Regions from separate parts of the Homo sapiens genome. Here regions 1 and 3 are each linked to region 2. Evidence: chromatin contacts called from ENCODE Hi-C or POLR2A ChIA-PET data. All regions are on one chromosome and are shown on one strand. Each heading gives the region's core, a stretch centred on a gene start or an enhancer-like site at or near the end of the contact. The rest is flanking DNA. Distances are from core to core; before and after follow the strand shown.

Region 1 (3,429 bases), core at 147-2,646, 550 kb before region 2:
CCTATTTTACATAACAGAAAACTACAGAAATCTGGGGCTGGGCGTAGTGGCTCATGCCTGAAATCCCAGCACTTTGGGAGACCCTGTCTCTAAAAAAAATTTTTTTTTGGCCGGACGTGGTGGCTCACACCTGTAATCTCAGCACTTTGGGAGGCTAAGGCAGGCAGATCACAAGGTCAGGAGTTCTAGACCAGCCTGGCCAACATGGCAAAACCCTGTGTCTACTAAAAATACAAAAAATAGCTAGGCGTGGTGGCAGGTGCCTGTAATCCCAGCTACTCAGGAGGCTGAGGCAGGAGAATCCCCTGAACCTGGGAGATGGAGGTTACAGAGAGCCGAGATCGTGCCGCTGCACTCCAGCCTGGGCAACAAGAGCAAGACTCTGTCTCGAAAAAAATAAAAATAAAAATAAAAATATTTTTTTAAAAATTAGCTGGGTGTGGTAGCACATGCCTGTAGTCCCAGCTACTTGGGAGGCTGAGGTAGGAGGATCACTTGAGCCCAGGAGGTCAAGGCTGCAGTGGGCTGTGATGGCGCCACTGCACTCTAGCCTTGGTGACAGCAAGACCCTGTCTCAAAAAAAAAAAAAAGAGAAATCGGGCAACTTCCCCAAGATCGCGCAGTTAACTAGTGGCATAGCTTCACTCAAACTCGAAGTCTTAATCAGGACACTCTACCAAATGAGATCAACGGCTCAGTAATGGATTGGCATCCAGTATGAAGACTGGACCAGCAGGGAGAACTATGATGCGTACAGCCTAGAGCCTGAAGCAGATTTCACAGCCTCAGAGGTGGCACAGGCTGACTCACAACCCGGGGCAGAAAGGGACCAGCCCAGAAACAGTGACCCAGAATCACAGGGAAGTAGAAATGGGATTCGGCACAATGAAGCCCCTCCTTGACCCCATGCTCCTTACCCTCAGGGGCGCAGGAGTTAGTCGCTCAGGCGGCTCAAAGGTCTTGACGGTGGAGAACACCATCCCCAGGGATTCCCGACGCGGTGATGCCATCAAAGCGTTAATTCTGAGATGGGCCTGCCCGGGTGCGGACTCTGCCGCAGCAAGAGAAGGGTTAACTGCCCCGGGCCTTCGCCGTGGGGGCGGGGCCTCGGGGAGGGTCACAGCCCGGGACTGAGACCCGAGGTTAACCGCCCGGGGTGGGCTCCACGGGGGCGGGGCATGCTCTCCGCGGCTGCTGCCGGTATAGAGCGGTAACTGCCCAGGAGGGGGCGGGGCCCCACAGGGGCGTGGCCTCGGAGCTGCACGGCCGTGGGCGGCGATGAGAGGGTTAAGCCCCAGAGGGCCCTGGAGGGGCGGGGCCGCGGGACGGGCTCGGCCCAAGGGAGGAGCTGGGGGCGGAAGCGGCCGGCGGTCTGCGCCCTGCGCGCCTCGGCTTCTTTCCGCCCGGCTCCTTCAGAGGCCCGGCGACCTCCAGGGCTGGGAAGTCAACCGAGGTTCGGGGGCAGCGGCGAGGGCTCCGGGCGAGTAAGGGGGATGGTCCATGCTGAGGCCCAAATGGGGCGAACTCGCGAGAGTCTCTGGCGACCTGGATCAGATGGGGCGAGGGCAGATGAAGGGCCCAGGAGCTTTGGGGCAGCGAGGAGGGAGGAGCGGGCCCGTTGGCAAACTTGGGTGAAAGGATGGGGTACCTGGGTGACGAGCCCCCGCCAGGATTCTGCTCTTCACGCCCCTTTTCTCCCAGCTCCCTTCCAGGTCAATCCAAACTGGAGCTCAACTTTCAGAAGAGAAAGACGCCCCAGCAAGCCTCTTTCGGGGAGTCCTCTAGCTCCTCACCTCCATGGGCCAGACAGCTCTGGCAGGGGGCAGCAGCAGCACCCCCACGCCACAGGCCCTGTACCCTGACCTCTCCTGTCCCGAGGGCTTGGAAGAGCTGCTGTCTGCACCCCCTCCTGACCTGGGGGCCCAGCGGCGCCACGGTTGGAACCCCAAAGACTGTTCAGAGAACATCGAGGTCAAGGAAGGAGGGTTGTACTTTGAGCGGCGGCCCGTGGCCCAGAGCACTGATGGGGCCCGGGGTAAGAGGGGCTATTCAAGGGGCCTGCACGCCTGGGAGATCAGCTGGCCCCTAGAGCAGAGGGGCACGCATGCCGTGGTGGGCGTGGCCACGGCCCTCGCCCCGCTGCAGACTGACCACTACGCGGCGCTGCTGGGCAGCAACAGCGAGTCGTGGGGCTGGGACATCGGGCGGGGGAAGCTGTACCATCAGAGCAAGGGGCCCGGAGCCCCCCAGTATCCAGCGGGAACTCAGGGTGAGCAGCTGGAGGTGCCAGAGAGACTGCTGGTGGTTCTGGACATGGAGGAGGGAACTCTGGGCTACGCTATTGGGGGCACCTACCTGGGGCCAGCATTCCGCGGACTGAAGGGCAGGACCCTCTATCCGGCAGTAAGCGCTGTCTGGGGCCAGTGCCAGGTCCGCATCCGCTACCTGGGCGAAAGGAGAGGTGAGGCCTGGGGCAGACGTGGGGAGAACTTTCTGTCCCTGGTGGCAGTGGTTTGGGATGGAAACTCTTCTGACAAGAGCAGAGGGGATGGACCTTCATCCAGCCTGCCTCAACCTCTGTTCAGTGCTGGGAAAGGCTAGGGGTCTTCACAGCTGTTATTTAATTTAACCCAACAGCAATAGAGGTGAAACAGGCTTGAGAAAGCAACTTTCTCAAGTTCTCTTGGCCAGTAAATGGTGAACCTTCAGAATGGAGGGAGGAACTGCAGGGATGAGAGAATTCAGGAGATATCAACCCCTGAGCAAGAGGTGCAAAGCGTTAGGTACTGGGTTTGATGTACAGGTCCAAAAGAAGGATGGGCAGAGCCAGGTACCCAGGCTGTATACCGGATTCCCTGGGCTCTAACCTGTCTCTGTGCCACATACCTACTTCCTTCCTCAGCCACACCTCTGGATGGAGACACTGGGGCCCTGGGCACCAGGGAGGAGAGCAGTGGAGGAGGCAGGGCCTTAGGGTGGGGCAGCAGGGGAGGAGCCTCCCCAGGAACTGACTGGGTCCAGGGCTTGGAGCTGCTCTCTGCAGTTGTGTGGGCTGTAGAGTGGAGGGCCATCCCTCCTCACCTCAGCCCCAGCTCCCAAGCCTCTGGAGTCAAAGCCTGGGCCAGCTCCACCACTGTCAGAGCCACCTTGGCCTGTTGTTTAGAGGGCCTTAGCCAGCTCTTCACCCCCAGCTCTGACTAGGGATGTGTGAAATCTTATCTGGGAGGCAGAACTTCCGGGTATCTCAAATTCCCCTTTCAGCCAGGTGGGCACACTCGAAGCAGGAAAGCAGAAAGGCATCTGAGTAGGACCCCGTAGTTTGAGGACATCTGGCTGGTGGCTGCACCCATACTTACATTCCCCTCCTTCTCTCTCCCAGCGGAGCCACACTCCCTTCTGCACCTGAGCCGCCTGTGTGTGCGCCACAAC
Region 2 (3,435 bases), core at 544-3,043:
AAGGGTAAAGAGTTACAGAAGGTCGGTTGTTGGCTTGGGGAGGGGGAGGGGGAGGGAGAGGGAAGAGAAGGTGGCAGAGCTGAGGTTGGAGGCGGAGGCAAGCCTTGGCAAAAGGGAGGTACTGGTGGCTGCTGTGGGCAGCACTGATATCAGGACTTGCTGGTATGGCCATATCCTTGTTAAAATATTGAAGTCTTCCATGCTGGTAAGGGAATGGCTGCTGCCTGGGCCTCAACCACTTCCCCCATCCCCATGATCTAGCAACTAAGGGAGATAACCTCTGGCACAGCAGAGGACCTCTAGTGCAGCGCTCCTTTCTGATTGGTTGATGCCCATGCTATACTAATTGTTAAATATTTCCACTATCTCCCCAGCTTGAAGTATATGAGCCAGCAACTCCTGGGCACCTGGACTTTCCCAAAGCCTCTCAAGAAACCCGGGGAGCAGCTGGGTCAGGACAAGAGACGAAATGGATGAACAGGGATAGGAAAATGACACCAGGCTTATAGTTCCCATTCTGCTTTTTCTGGCTCTCCAGTCACTTATTCCCAAGGCTGACAGCATTCTCATAAGATGTGGTCTGTTGGCCGGAGCAGGGGAGGGTACCTGGGGGTAGGAAACCTGCCAGGGCCGGGACCTGGGGCAGGACTCCCTCTTTCCCAGGCCTCATCTCCCAACTCCATGTGAAGGGAGGGAAGAAGTGAGAAAAGAGAGGGTGGAGGCGCTGGGCCGATCTGCTTGTCCTGCTGGGGTGCCCTTTTGCCCCACAGGACCCAAATTCAGGTTTGTGTTTCGGGTGCCAAGGAAGGGATGTTACGGGAAAGAAGAACTGGAAGGAAGCAGGGTTTCTGTAAGGGACGTTCAATGCCATCATCTCTGCTAAACTTGCCCCTTGCCCGACCCCAGGAAGAGGCTGGAGGAGGCGGCGGGGGGGGGAGGGGGGCGAGGGGGAGCCCCGAGTACGGGGTAGGGGGTCGGGGGAATGGGCGGGATGGGGCTCTTGGAGGTGCCTCCCAGCGAGCCCAAAGCCTCTCCAGCAACCCTGGGAGAATTTTCTCGGCTTGGTTAAGAGGAGAGACACATGGGGGCAGAGGGGACGGGAAAGGAAAAGGAAATTGGCGCTTAAGCCAGAATGTGACCCCCCTACAAAACTGAGAAGAGGAAGGGAGGGCCCCTAGCAGGATTCTTCTTCCTTTGTACCCATGGAGAGGAAATGCCTCCTTTCCCTGCTGTCTCTGGGGTGGCTCCTAGATTCACCCACTCTCCTCCCAGAACTCCCCAGTGCCGGACTAAAACCGAACTCTGAAACGTGCCCACTGACTTCCTGAGCAACAGATGCGGATGCGTTTCCCCAGTCAGCAGCAGGCCCTACCCAGGCCCCAAAGACCACCCCTTTCTTCTAATGATGACAACGGCAAACATTTATGGAGTGCCCATACAGTGCTGGGCCTTGTGCCTGGCCACTTGCGGACTGTCTGTCCTGCGTGCACTGCAACTCCCCAAGAGGTGAAGTAACTCCCTGACAGCTGCTCGGGCCTCTCCTTCAGACCCTGGCTCTTAGCCTCGGCTGCCTCCTTCAGTCTCCCTGCTTTAATTTCTTGGTCGCCATCTCTGACGGCTCTTTCTGTTCCTGTCTCTGTTCCTTTTCCTCTTCTCAGTCCCTGGGCATTCCCCAAGATTCAGTCTCTTCTCCCTGGAGAAGCTTACTTTCTCTAAAAGTGTGAGTCATCACAGCTAGACCCGCTAGGAATAAATCTGCAAGTCAACGTTTCTGCCAGGGTGAGAAAACAATAGTCTGCCCCCTGGGGATTGCTCTATGAAAGGGACCAACAGAGTTTCTACTGCCCTCTTCAGTGTATAAAGACTGATGGCTCTAGAGAGGATTCCCTAATAATCTGGTGTGAGACAATAGCAGGAAAAGTCATTTCAAAGTTTCAGTTTTCTTTGTTTTGCTAAGGAAGGCCAGGGAGCCTTGGTGCATATCTTGGTTATAGATCTTGACAGATCTTTCCTGTTAGCCTGGAGTGAGACTACCAGGGGACTGAGTTGTTTTGCATAGTAAAATACCCGTAATTTTCAGTAGCTCTTGGGATTCTGAAAGGGAGAAGGTGAGAGTCTGGCTGTTGTTCTGTGACTAAAAACCAAAAAAAAGAGGAGAAAGTTCTGAAGGTGGAGGTGGCAGTTCCGAAGGAAAAAAGGCAGCCTGCCATTCACTGCCAGCCCCACTGGCTATCCTGGGGAGTTGGGGCTCTAGGGACACCGATGCCACTAGCTTGCGCTTTTGTCCCTGGGCTCCCCCTTGAGCCTCTAGCCTTCAGGAAAATGTTTTATTTAACTTTTTTTTTTTTTAGACAAGGTCTCACCCTGTTGTCTGGGTTGTAGTGCAGTGGTGGGAACATAGCTCACCGCAGGCTCTATCTCCCGGGTTCAAGTGATCCTCCCACCTCAGCCTCCCGAGTAGCTGGGACTACAGGCATGCGCCACCAGGCCCAGCTAATTTTTGTATTTTTTGTAAAGATGGGGTTTTGCCATGTTGGCCAGGCTGGGTCTTGAACTTCTGGTCTCAAGCCATCTGCCTGCCTCAGCCTCTCAAAGTGCTGGGATTAGAGGAGGTGAGCCACTACGCCTGGCCAAGAAAATTTGATTAACCACCAGAATGATGTCACTTGCCAGTCAGTCCAGCCTAGTGGAAAGTGTGTTTAGGCTTAGGTGGAAGTGGTGGAGAGAAGTCCCTGCCATGCAGAGGGGACAGTGAACCGAGCCGGAAGCAGGGGACAGGGCAGATGGGAGACCACTGTCATCACAAAACCCACCTGCCTCCCCTTGGGGTGTGTTTTTTGTCCTCCTCTTTCACTTGAATTCCAGGTCTTTGTTTCTGTTTCTTTTGTTCCCAAAGCCCCTAAGATATCTCCACTAGGTTATATCTTGGCTGCCTCAATTTCAAAGCGCTGCTGTTTAAATATTCCTACAGTAAAGCCACCTCACTGAGGAAGCAATAACTAAACAAACACATTTCCCTTTCCCTTTCTAATGACTGCATTTCTGTCTGGGGTCCCATTGCCAATGCAGTGTTCCAAACTGAAGCTTCGGGAGGCCAACTGTGCTCTTTGCCGCTGGGTATCTGGAGTTCCTGAGCCTGTGCCCAGTGCTGGCCCCAGGCTGTGTGCCTAAGCCGAATGACAGCTTTGAATCTCCCTAGGAAGCAGGTAGTCATTGTGTATATCTGTTTTGCAGATGACGAAATTGAAGTTGAGGGAGGTCATATAACTTACCCAAGGTCACATGGCTAGGACCTGGTAGGACCGGTGTCTGAACCTGGATTTTTCTGAATTCAGTATAGACTTTAACCAAAGTATCCCTAAGGCTCCCCCTTCTCTTCCCTCTTCTTTTTTTTTTTTTTTTAAGACAGAGTCTCGCTCTGTCGCCCAGGCTGGA
Region 3 (3,962 bases), core at 816-3,315, 530 kb before region 2:
TGATGATCCTGAACTGGGCCTCACATCATGCTGTTCTACTCAGTACTGGTGATGCAGTAATGAAGGCTTTCCACTCTGACTTGCAGTTTTCAGGCCATGAGCTGGTTCTGGCAGAATACACTGGGCAGGGCACAGCAGCTTGAGGGGAGGGGTGGTGAGGGGGGCGGATCCCAACCAAGCTGCTGCCTTCTCAGTTCAGGCCCCAAAGGGCCTCCGCTTGAGGGTGACATAGGGAAGGCAGAACTGCAGGAAGGGAGGTACCAGGTGGAGCCTGCAAAACGTGAAGCATGGTGTGGGAGGTGGCTTTGTGTAACTAGCCAAGAGTGGGAGCGGGATGGGAAAGAGGCCTTAGCATCCTCCGAGAAAGAAACCACCTCTCTAGGAATACTTTAAAAGGGGTTATCTCAGCTGTCTGTGATAGGCTGGGGGGCGGGGGGAAGGGTGGGGGCTGCGGCCATTGCTCACTTCAAAGGAGAAACGACTAGAGCTTTCCTCTCCTCTTTCCTCCCCTCCCCGCCCCCTGTCTGTTTTAACCACGGGGTGGAGGCTCTCTGCCTTTCTCAGAATCGGACTTCTTGAGAGTCCACTCCCAGACTATTAACCGCCTAGGAACTGCGGTCCCCACCCCCCAACTCCAACCCCGGCCGAGAACAGTGGGGAGTCGTCCCCATCACTCCTACACGAGACTACAAAACCCGGAGAGCCGTGCGCGGCAGACAAGGCCGACTGCCAGGTTTTCTCAAGGGTCCACTTGGGGGATGTAGTCCGACGGTCGGGCTGCGCCCCTAGCTTAGAACGGCAACGAAGGCAGTGAGTGACTACAATGCCCACAGTGCTCCACGAAGCGGGGAGCCGGAGAGGTGAGCGCGGCGGCTTCCGGGGACGGTAGTCACACGACAGCCGCAGTTAATGAAAGGCAACGGCAGAGTGGAGCGTGGGAGACTACAAGTCCCATGGTGCATCGCAGGGAGGCGGTAGCCCAAGCCTTGCAGGCCCCAGCGGAATGACCAGGGCGATGGAAGGAAGTCGTGCTCGTTGCGGGCGTGGGGAATGGGCTTACCGGCGTGTCGAAGGAGAAGGCGCACTCGTCTTTGTGGACCCGGTCTCCAGCCTTAGGGACCCGGATCGTCGGTAATACTGACAGCAGCGCCTCCTCACTCAGCTCCGCCATGACACCGGCAGCAGCTTCTCCACACACGGCGGCTCCCACCGTTCCCAGTCCCCTCCCCTGCCCCTCCCGTCCAATGAGCGCCACTCGTTAGGGGCATGCGCCGCGGAGACGACGCGCGAGAATGGCAGTTGGACGGAGCCTGCCTGCCGGTGCTCCGCCCCTGCCCCGCGCTTGACTGACGCCAATGAGAAGCGCTCCTAAGGCAATTGATGGTTGAAAGAACCAATCCCACTCCTCCAGGGCGGGAGCGCACGTAGAGCAGCTAGGTGGGCTTCGGGGTTGCAGCTGCTGCGGCTCCGCAGCTGCTCCGGCTCCGGGACCCTTAGAGTCCATTCGCGTGCCTTCTATTGAAGAGCAGGAACTGACGGTTGTTTTAGGCCTCTCAATTCCAGAAAGTTTCCTGGGGACCTGTCCGGTCGGAAAGTCGAGGGACAGTTGTCTTGGTATTTGTAAAGGGGGTATCCAGTGAGGCGGAGCTTGAGGGGGTTGTGTCGAGTGACTGATACAGCTGTCAACCAATAAAGCTACTATCGCTCGCCTCAGGAAAACCATCACAACTCCAGCTGGATGTGCGCATAATAGTGTAATCACTCATGATTCTATTTTGTTTAATAATTCGTTCTTGAGACTAGACGTCTCGAAAGCGAAGACTGGCACTCCTCAGCCTGCCACGGACGGCTCGCAGGCCGATACTGAACAGAAGTACCCTTATCAAGGAGGCGTCACCCCTGGGCAAGCCTAGCATCAGTCCATTGACACCTACAGTCACCATGATAGACGTTCTCCCAGACCAACAGCTTCCTTTGGCTCGAGGCGGGTCTTACGTGGAGGGCCTATGGGAACTACGTCGGCTCAGCCAATAGGGTCAGGGCAGGGGGCGTGGCGGGAAGTTTGAAACTGGTAACTTCGGGAGTTGAGCCACGAGCTGTTGTGCATCCAGAGGTGGAATTGGGGCCCGGTAAGTGATTTGAATAATTTAATAAATAAGTTAGAGGGCTCAGCAGGCCCAGAACGAGCCATTTTGTCAGCTGCAGCAGTCATTAACTCCGCAGAGGCCTCTGGTCCCTCGCCAGGAAGTTTCTTCACTGGAAACTGGGAAGACAGGGTGGTTTAGGGTTGAAGGTCCGACGTGGAAGAGATAAGGGCTGAGACCTGAGTCACTTCTCACAGGCATTCCCTCCTCGTCCCGGGCTGGCCCTTGCCCCCACCCTGCAACTCCTGGTTGAGATGGGCTCAGCCAAGAGCGTCCCAGTCACACCAGCGCGGCCTCCGCCGCACAACAAGCATCTGGCTCGAGTGGCGGACCCCCGTTCACCTAGTGCTGGCATCCTGCGCACTCCCATCCAGGTACTCTGGGCCAGCGTGGGAAAGGCAGAGAATGTCTGAATTCTTGGGTCTCTTCCTAACCTGATTTTGAGAGAGCCGTCATGACCCCACCCTTATCCTAGCCTTATTTTCTGCAATCTCAATCTGTGTGGGGTAGGCTGGATATCTGAGGGCCTTGGCAATTCCTTCCTGGAATATGGGGAGGAGAGGAGAGAAGAGTCAGGGCCCAGACTTGTTCTAGCCTATGGTCTTGACAGGTGGAGAGCTCTCCACAGCCAGGCCTACCAGCAGGGGAGCAACTGGAGGGTCTTAAACATGCCCAGGACTCAGATCCCCGCTCTCCTACTCTTGGTATTGCACGGACACCTATGAAGACCAGCAGTGGAGGTAAGCGTTGGGCCCAGGGAATGCTGATGAAGCTGTCATCTATTATTCTTGGGTAGGGTCCATGAAGCCATTCTCTCAGGGTTCCTTAAAGGGGCCTCTATCCTCCTGCTTCGGACCCATCTCACTCTTATCTCAATATTTTGTTCCCAGCCTGGGTGCGGTGGCTCATGCCTGTAATCCCAGCACGTTGGAAGGCCGGGGTGGTCAGATCGCTTGAGCCCAGGAGTTCAAGACCAGCCTAGGCAACATGGCAAAACCCCATCTCTAGAAAAAATACACACACATAACACACACACACACACACAAAAGCACGGTGGCATGGGCCTGTGATCCCAGCTACTCAGGAGGCTGAAGTGGGAGGATTGCTTGAGCCCACAAGGTCAAGGCTGCAGTGAACTGTGATCACGCCACTGCACTCCAGCCTGGGGGACAGAGCAAGCCCCATCTCAAAAAAAAAAAAAATTGCTCCCTTTCACCTTGATTTCCTTGATTTCTCTCTTCCCACTTGCTCACCCTCCTGGGCATGAGTCCTGGGTTTCTGTATGTTTTGCTCCTTGCTGAATGTTGTGTATCAGAAGGTCACTGTTCACTTCACTTTCTTCCTCTAGACCCCCCAAGCCCACTGGTGAAACAGCTGAGTGAAGTATTTGAAACTGAAGACTCTAAATCAAATCTTCCCCCAGAGCCTGTTCTGCCCCCAGAGGCACCTTTATCTTCTGAATTGGACTTGCCTCTGGGTACCCAGTTATCTGTTGAGGAACAGATGCCACCTTGGAACCAGACTGAGTTCCCCTCCAAACAGGTGTTTTCCAAGGAGGAAGCAAGACAGCCCACAGAAACCCCTGTGGCCAGCCAGAGCTCCGACAAGCCCTCAAGGGACCCTGAGACTCCCAGATCTTCAGGTACAGAATCTAAGGCAAGATGCAGGGAAGATAAACTAGGATAATGTTTTGGGATAAGGTCCATGGGTGAGTGTGGGAGGAATAAACTGTAAGTCCTAGTTTTGGGTCCTTGCTTTAACGCCTTACCCACCCCAGGTTCTATGCGCAATAGATGGAAACCAAACAGCAGCAAGGTA

The links. Hi-C counts contacts between places; a loop is a spot of excess contacts on that map. ChIA-PET counts read pairs that join two places held with the same protein, here RNA polymerase II (POLR2A). Pooled maps may share reads with other maps.
Region 1: a pooled map shows a loop between it and region 2 (2.8-fold over the local background). The contact joins the promoter of SPSB2 here to the enhancer-like site in region 2. A Hi-C loop is called at or near these places in 6 of 50 pooled maps. POLR2A ChIA-PET finds 5 or more read pairs at or near these places in 2 of 52 experiments (GM12878 and PC-9).
Region 3: a loop to region 2 is called in a pooled map, with 4 times the contacts of the local background. The contact joins the promoter of CDCA3 here to the enhancer-like site in region 2. A Hi-C loop is called at or near these places in 1 of 37 single-sample maps with no recorded cell type and 11 of 50 pooled maps. POLR2A ChIA-PET finds 5 or more read pairs at or near these places in 3 of 52 experiments (PC-3, PC-9 and activated T-cell).

Annotation. Positions count from the first base shown.
Region 1 is chr12:6,871,270-6,874,698 of GRCh38, reverse strand. SPSB2 (splA/ryanodine receptor domain and SOCS box containing 2) reads left to right here and starts at 1,396. Exons shown (of 3, transcript NM_032641.4): 1 at 1,396-1,453; 2 at 1,702-2,461; 3 at 3,380-3,429. The coding sequence starts at 1,798. RefSeq lists silencers at 987-1,436, 2,617-2,736 and enhancers at 1,827-2,066, 3,393-3,429.
Region 2 is chr12:6,321,794-6,325,228 of GRCh38, reverse strand. All of the region lies in intron 13 of PLEKHG6 (pleckstrin homology and RhoGEF domain containing G6), which reads right to left. Among named protein-coding and RNA genes, the nearest start is that of PLEKHG6, 13 kb to the right of the region's middle. RefSeq lists enhancers at 133-672, 673-1,214, 1,658-1,747, 1,798-1,867, 1,756-2,297. Within about 2 kb of position 1,793, at least 30 of the 41 ENCODE cell types and tissues checked have a DNase peak (open chromatin) inside an H3K27ac peak, as active enhancers do; they include GM12878, PC-3 and PC-9, where a contact is called at or near this core.
Region 3 is chr12:6,849,389-6,853,350 of GRCh38, reverse strand. It overlaps CDCA3 (cell division cycle associated 3), which reads left to right and starts at 2,065. Exons shown (of 6, transcript NM_031299.7): 1 at 2,065-2,129; 2 at 2,342-2,518; 3 at 2,755-2,884; 4 at 3,493-3,786; 5 at 3,922-3,962. The coding sequence starts at 2,399. It overlaps USP5 (ubiquitin specific peptidase 5), which reads right to left and starts at 1,201. Exons shown (of 20, transcript NM_001098536.2): 1 at 1,061-1,201. The coding sequence starts at 1,171. RefSeq lists silencers at 210-259, 1,230-1,339, 2,010-2,059 and enhancers at 540-1,179, 1,450-1,499, 603-1,563, 1,570-1,849.